Regions from separate parts of the Homo sapiens genome. Here region 1 is linked to region 2. A link is a contact called in ENCODE Hi-C or POLR2A ChIA-PET data. All regions are on one chromosome and are shown on one strand. The core of a region is the stretch at or near the end of the contact, and the rest is flanking DNA. Distances in the headings are between cores, read along the strand shown.

What was found. Hi-C counts contacts between places; a loop is a spot of excess contacts on that map. ChIA-PET counts read pairs that join two places held with the same protein, here RNA polymerase II (POLR2A). Pooled maps may share reads with other maps.
Region 1: a loop to region 2 is called in a pooled map, with 5 times the contacts of the local background. The contact joins two enhancer-like sites. A Hi-C loop is called at or near these places in 1 of 168 maps with a recorded cell type or tissue (GM12878), 13 of 37 single-sample maps with no recorded cell type and 10 of 50 pooled maps. POLR2A ChIA-PET finds 5 or more read pairs at or near these places in 2 of 52 experiments (OCI-LY7 and WTC11).

What each region holds. Positions count from the first base shown.
Region 1 is chr15:78,166,402-78,170,077 of GRCh38, forward strand. IDH3A (isocitrate dehydrogenase (NAD(+)) 3 catalytic subunit alpha) reads left to right here. Exons shown (of 11, transcript NM_005530.3): 11 at 2,521-3,676. The coding sequence ends at 2,604. ACSBG1 (acyl-CoA synthetase bubblegum family member 1) reads right to left here. Exons shown (of 14, transcript NM_015162.5): 14 at 1,067-3,676. Among named protein-coding and RNA genes, the nearest start is that of IDH3A, 19 kb to the left of the region's middle. RefSeq lists an enhancer at 1,131-1,430. Within about 2 kb of position 1,255, at least 3 of the 41 ENCODE cell types and tissues checked have a DNase peak (open chromatin) inside an H3K27ac peak, as active enhancers do; they include OCI-LY7, where a contact is called at or near this core.
Region 2 is chr15:78,047,907-78,051,425 of GRCh38, forward strand. The region is part of intron 2 of TBC1D2B (TBC1 domain family member 2B); the gene reads right to left. Among named protein-coding and RNA genes, the nearest start is that of TBC1D2B, 28 kb to the right of the region's middle. Within about 2 kb of position 2,270, at least 14 of the 41 ENCODE cell types and tissues checked have a DNase peak (open chromatin) inside an H3K27ac peak, as active enhancers do; they include OCI-LY7, where a contact is called at or near this core.

The DNA of each region.
Region 1 (3,676 bases), core at 5-2,504, 120 kb after region 2:
GGCCCAAGCATTTGATGTTGAACAAGGATTCTTAACGTGGGTCCCAGATTGAACAGGGTATGTGTGCACATGTGTGCATTTTCTGAGGTGAGGATCTAGATATTTCATCCAAAAAAAGTTAAGCAGCACTGATGTATAGACATCAGTGTACAGTGGAAAGGTCAGTGGTTTGGGAGGCAGCATCAGGTGCACGCCCAATTATCCTATTGTTAGCTGTGTGACCTTGGCCAAGTTCATTGATTTTTTTTGAGACAGAGTCTTGCTCTGTCACCCAGGCTGGGGTGCAGTGTCATAATCTTGGCTCACTGCAACCTGCACCTCCCGGGTTCAAGCAGTTCTCCTGCCTCAGCCTCCCTAGTAGCTGGGATTACAGGCGTGTGCCACCACACCCAGCTAATTTTTGTATTTTTAGTAGAGATGGGGTTTCACCATGCTGGCCAGGTTGGTCTCGAACTCCTGAGCTCAAGTGATCCTCCCGCCCCAGCCTCCCAAAGTGCTGGGATTACAGGCATGAGCCACCACACCCGGCCAAGTTCATTGATTTTTATAGACAACTTTTTACTCTTCACAACAAACGTCTGTTGAGTGTACCTTATAAGGTGTGAAGAGTAAAATGATGAATAGGGTAAGATGCTGAGCCTCAAGGAGCTGGGAATCTAGTGGCAGATACAGATGCAGATGTACCTCTAATACAATAGTCTTATATGTTACACTGTGTGCATCTATAATACAAAAGCAATACAGAAGTTTTATAAAAGTAATAACTAATATTAATTGAATACTTATGCAACTTTTAAGTTCTTTATATATCATCTCAGCAAAGTTTTTCTATAACTCTTTGAAGTAGATGCTATAATTCCATTTTATAGATGAGGAAACTGAGGTACAGAGAGAATAAATAATATGTCCAAGGTTTTACAGCTCCTAAATGACCCAAGTTGGTATTAACACGCAGTCTGGGCCTTACCCAACAAGCTCCACCGCCTCGGTAAGCAATTGTGGCCTGTGGAAGAAGTGTCGCGGGCTATTCCGAAGTTAGAGGAAATAATGCACTTGAAGACTCATCCCTAATTTGAGGTCCTTTTTAACAAAAATTGTGAAAAATATGCATAACATAAAATTTGCCATTTTAGCCGTATTTAGGTATACAGTTCAATAATGTTAAGTACATTCACATTGTAATGTAACCATCACCATCAGTCATCTCCAGACCAGTTTCATTTTCTCAAACTGAGACTCTGCACCCGTTAAACAGTAACTTTCCCTTCCCCCTCCCATCCTCTGACACCTGCCATTCTGCTTCCTGTCTCTATGAATTTGACTACTCTAGGTACCTCATGTAAGTGGAATCATACAGTATTTGTCCTTTGAGTCTGGCTTATTTCACTTAGCGTAATATCTTCAAAGTTGGTCCCTTCTTTTAAAAAAATTCTGTAATTTGAAATTATATCGTGTGGCCAAAATACAAGAAATTCAGGCTTGTTTTTAACAGCCTGATAGTCACATTGGAGGTCATATGATTTTCTTATTCTTTAAAGTTATATTTGGGAAGTTATAATCTACAGCCCAGTAGAGAGGTGCCTGAATTACATAGTGGGCCCTTTTATTGTGTAGGATGGAAAGATAAAGAGAATTAAATATATTGGGGTCTGTATGCAGGAAAGAAAGGATAAGCTGGTAGAACAGATCAGTTGTATGGGAGGCTTTCTTTCCTAAAGAGGGAGGTTTAAGAGTTAATGATTTAGGCAGGTGTGGTGGTGCATGCCTGTAGTTGCAGCTATAGGCTGAGGCAGGAGGATCACCTTAGCCTCTGAGTTCAAGACCAGCCTGGGCCACATAGTGAGACCCCGTCTCTTAAAAAAAAAAAAAAGAGTTAATGATTTAAATATTTCTTTCGTATTTGTGTCCCAGCCTCCAAAAATAGATCAGATACAAAAATTAGTTGGGTATGGTGGCATGCACTTGTAATTCCAGCTATTCAGGACGCTGAGGCAGGAGAATCGCTTGAACCCAGGAGGCAGAGGTTGTGGTGAGCTGGGATCGTGCCACTGCACTCCAGCCTGGGCAACAGAGTGAGACTCCATCTAAAAAAAAAATAATAATAAAAACAAAAATAGATCAAAATATGTCTCAGGTCTATTCCTGAGACATATTTCCCAAGGATTTTTATGAAACTTCTTATTTAGATTCGCTTTTATTTAAATATCCATGACCAACTAATCTGGGTTAGGGTCTATTGTGTGAACAAAGGGAAAATTTTGGTAAAGCTCCCTGCCTCCCTTTGCATCAAGAGCACCTTATTCTTTGCAGAGTGCTGTTGTATACACTATGAGATTGGATCCCGATCCTCCTGGGCTGGGTAGATGGTGGTGGAGTGGTTCCTCACTTTGAAATGAGGAACTAAATGAAAGAGCAGCCGAGTAACTTGCCCAGGTGGCATCTCACTGAGGGCTTTAAAATCTCCTTGGTTTAGTTTAGTTTGCGGATACATCTTTTATTTTTGCTTTTTCCTTTTCTCAGAGCTTGACAAAAGATTTGGGAGGCAATGCAAAATGCTCAGACTTCACAGAGGAAATCTGTCGCCGAGTAAAAGATTTAGATTAACACTTCTACAACTGGCATTTACATCAGTCACTCTAAATGGACACCACATGAACCTCTGTTTAGAATACCTACGTATGTATGCATTGGTTTGCTTGTTTCTTGACAGTACATTTTTAGATCTGGCCTTTTCTTAACAAAATCTGTGCAAAAGATGCAGGTGGATGTCCCTAGGTCTGTTTTCAAAGAACTTTTTCCAAGTGCTTGTTTTATTTATTAAGTGTCTACCTGGTAAATGTTTTTTTTGTAAACTCTGAGTGGACTGTATCATTTGCTATTCTAAACCATTTTACACTTAAGTTAAAATAGTTTCTCTTCAGCTGTAAATAACAGGATACAGAATTAACAAGAGAAAATGTCTAACTTTTTAAGAAAAACCTTATTTTCTTCGGTTTTTGAAAAACATAATGGAAATAAAACAGGATATTGACATAATAGCACAAAATGACACTCTTCTAAAACTAAATGGGCACAAGAGAATTTTCCTGGGAAAGTTCACATCAAAAAGAGTGAATGTGGTATATTTCTAAATGATATGGAAAATAGAGACAGATTTGTCCTTTACAGAAATTACTGAGTGTGAATAAAAACTTCAGATCCAAGAAATATATAATGAGAGATATAATTTTTGTTAATAAGACAAAGGTAATATATTGGATACAAAGACACAAATGTATTGTGTGTTCAATTATTTTGTTGTCTTGAGATTTAATATTCTTTCCAAGAGCTTTTAATGAAGCAGAGAGCTAGTACTTCATTTTCACTGGATACATTTTCAGCATCATGAGTTGTCACAGCCTCTGAGCCCCTGATCTGAAGCCAGAAGGGCTGAGTGTATTGTAAACTTATTCTTGCATGTTGCTGTCTGGGAATGGACCACACTACAGCAGGTAGTTCTGGGGGCGATACTGCCGAAAGGCCCGAACACATGTATTTTGGCTGCAATTGAGGAACTTGGGATGCTATTAATTTTGTATTTCAGCAACTGCCCCTTCTCCTATCCCAAAGCACCAATTACTGCCCTCTGCCTCAGCAGTACCAGTATAAGATGACATTCCAAAGACTGGAGGCAACT
Region 2 (3,519 bases), core at 1,020-3,519:
CTTACAATCATCATCACAATTCTAAGCCAAGTCAGGAAATAAACACAACAAACTGTACAGATTTCTGTTACAGGCTGAGTCCAGCCTCTTCTTCCTGTGTGGGCTAGTAGCAAGGTGATGAACGGCCCCTCTGCGAGACTGGACTGTCAAATGCTCATGTGGCAAAGTGCCTATTACCAAGAAAACCCCAGGCCTTGCAGCAACCCACAGCCCATACTGGAAATACTTCCTGAGGAACTCAGAGGCCCCAAGGAGGGGTGGAGAAAAGGGACCAGAGACCAGGGAGGAACACGTTGGAGGAAAATTTCTAAAAGTAATTATCTGACTTGAAAAAGAAGCTCTTTTCCAGCTTAATACATTTTTGCTGTTACTGTTATTTTTGTCTGGTTTTTGGTTTTTAAGAGACCACGTGAGATTTACTTAATGAAAAGCAGAGCTGCTGGCTTCTCCTCAATACATGTCCTAACATTAGCATGCAGGAAACCGCCTCAAGGAGGACACTAAGGGAAAACACAAACTAGGACATGGCAACATTTCCTCGAAGATTTTAAGAGGCTGGACTAGTGTTCATGAACATGTCTTTTGTCTTACAGCTTCAGTGGGGAAAGAAAGTCTGTGCCTGACGGTTTTTGGTGTTTAGACCTCTGTCTTTTTTAAACATTTTCAAATGCCTAAATGAAAACTCTGAGGGAGTTTCCGACTGCATTGTTCCCATTTCCTAGGTTCTGATTCCAGCACTGCCTCTAAATCCAGTGTGAACCCGGGCAGTCTCAGCCTCCCTGGTCTCCAAGAGCCCTTCCCACTTACTGCATTCTAACACATGATGCTCAAAGTCTCCTCCTAATGGGACTCCCCGCACAGGGGCGGCTCCTGCCTACAACCGGACTGCCTCAGTGAGTCTTCCCTCTCCTCTCCTGCTGTCTCAGTCAGGCCTAGGTGCTCCGCCAGCAACCTCTGCAGAGCACAGAACTGTGTACAGTGGGAGAATTCTCATAAAACTCAACCCAGGCTTGCAGCTGCATCCAAGAAAGGAGAAAAGAACACTGGGAAAGGGTTGTACCCATATGCATCAAAGCACACAGCAAACGAAAGTCTGGGTGTCAACACTGGGAGTTGGAGGAAGACAGGGTGGGTTTAATCTGAAAAAAATTTTTTTATTTATCAATGTGAGTTTTAATACAGATTGTGAAGGACCCAGTCAGGAGGAATAGAAATATCTTCCAAGTGAGGACATAGCATACATCTAAGTACCAGAAAAAAGGGGCAGCCAACCACCAGGTCCTGAGAGGCCCCAGGATGGGCCAGTCCATATGTCTGGTTAATTGCTCATTTGCCTGTCCCCTACCCCCATCAAGGACACAACTCTGTGAGAACTGAACCTCTATCTGATTTGCTAACAGCTGCATATCCAACACCTAGCATAGAGGAGTGACTTAATAAATATTGGTTAAATGACCAAATTAATCCATAAAAGACAAGAACTTGCTAACATGGCATGGGACAAAAGGCCAATTGGGCAGAAGGCAGCAAAGGCCCCTGCAGTTCTTGAGTGGGTTTATACTCATCATACTTCCTGACTTTCCTCTCTCCTGCCACCTTGCCTCTGACAGATGCCCTGAATTGGGGTGGGGGTTTCCCTGGGGTGGGGGTTTCCCTCTTTTCCTTTCCCATTCCTCCCTGTTCTCCTGCAATCTGGCTCAGCCACCACCCCACCCCCATTCACAGCCACATCAATCCCTGTATTCACCTGCACCAAGTCCCACCAAATCTAGGCTGAGGATGTCTCTGCTGACACCAAATTGCAAGCCTGTTCCACATAGACTCCTTTCCAACCCTCTCTAGCAGGCTCCTCCGAGACAGAACTGCAATCTAACCCCACTCAGCATCTCCCTCACATCCTCCCTCCCACAGTCACATTCTTTCACAACCTGACTTTCACAGACTGGTTCAGAGAGCATCTTGCTTTACAGATGGGGAAATTATGATGTGCTCAAGGTCCCATAAGCTCTCCCCATGCTGCCTCTCAGATACAACACTGGTAACTACCATGACTGATACTTCACAAGAACGCATGGTATTTTGCAGCATTTTACAAGGATTACACAAAAGCACAGCTTCCTTGATCTCTGTATGGAATCACGACATTAAAGGATGATGTGTAATTCCTGTGGCACTGCCAACGCGGGGCCTGCATTCCACCTGATGGCTTTCCTTCTGGCAGCTCTCTACACCCTGCATCCTGCACCGAGAGCACTGCTCAGGCTGCCTGAGGACTGAAAGTTACAGCTACTCCTCCCACGCCATCCCCTTGCACACAAGCTGTTAAAAGTGTAACAGTTCAACTAACCAATGCAGCTGCTTCAGGGGAGGAAATGTGTGGTCATCCTTCAAACTGTCTTCACAATACAATTTTCTGCAAGAAATACCATCCATATTCAAACAGGCACTTGGGCATTTGAGCCTGCTATGACCATGAGTGCTTTAGTACTCATGAACTTTCAAGAAGTTTTTTAAAAAAGCAGGGTGTTGTTATCCCTGGCTTGTTTTCTTATTAGTTTATGTGGGGAATGAAGTAAACGGAATGTGCTAGACATACATCCTGTAATGAGGCTATTAGCCATTTATGGGCACCTCCTTTGGGTTCTAGCTACCTCATTCTCAACAGCTATAAAGGTTTATAGACACCTGATTGTATCTTTATGCAAATTACTCTTTTATGTTGAAACTAGGTCTTTATCTATCCAGACACAGAAGACAATGTAGAATGGTATTTGAGGCATGGCATGCCTTCAGAGGGCAGGCTACAAAATAGAGGGCAGACAGAACAGATACTGACTAATAATAAAGCTGCAAGTTCCAATCACACAGGAAAGTCTCTTACTCAACACAGATTCTAGAAAAAAAATTAATGTAAGCAACTATGTGACAGTGCTGGCTCCTTAATGAATATTCAATCCAGCTTTTCCTTACTTATAGACCTTGGTTTTGATCGTGGCCATATGCTCAGCTAAAATACTTGGCTTCCCAGACTCCTTCCAGCTAGGAATGGCCATATGACAGTTCCAGCCAATGATGCATAAGCCACAGGTTTCTGGGAAAGCATTCTCCTTTTGATGTAAGTGCCACCCCCAGGGGCAGCTAGCATGAGCAGGAAAGCTAATACACTCTAGCAATGGAAAATACAGAGTCAGAGACAGCTTGGGCCCTTCAGTGGCACTAGTGAGTAGCTATGCCAGCCACAAACTGCTTATCATGTGAGACAAATTACTCCCTATGTGTAAGTCCTTATTAGTAAGGTTTCCTGTTAATTACAACTAAACATAATGCTAACCCTTTCAAAATGATATCATCTCATATATATGTATACAATATATATGTGTATATACACATACATATGGCTCTTTACACTTAACAATGCAGTTTCCCATTTGATCTTTATAACAACTATGAAGAGGGGTGAACAAACTTCAATTCCCAGAGCCACAGTTTCCTAACCCTGTACTACAGGATACGTGACTT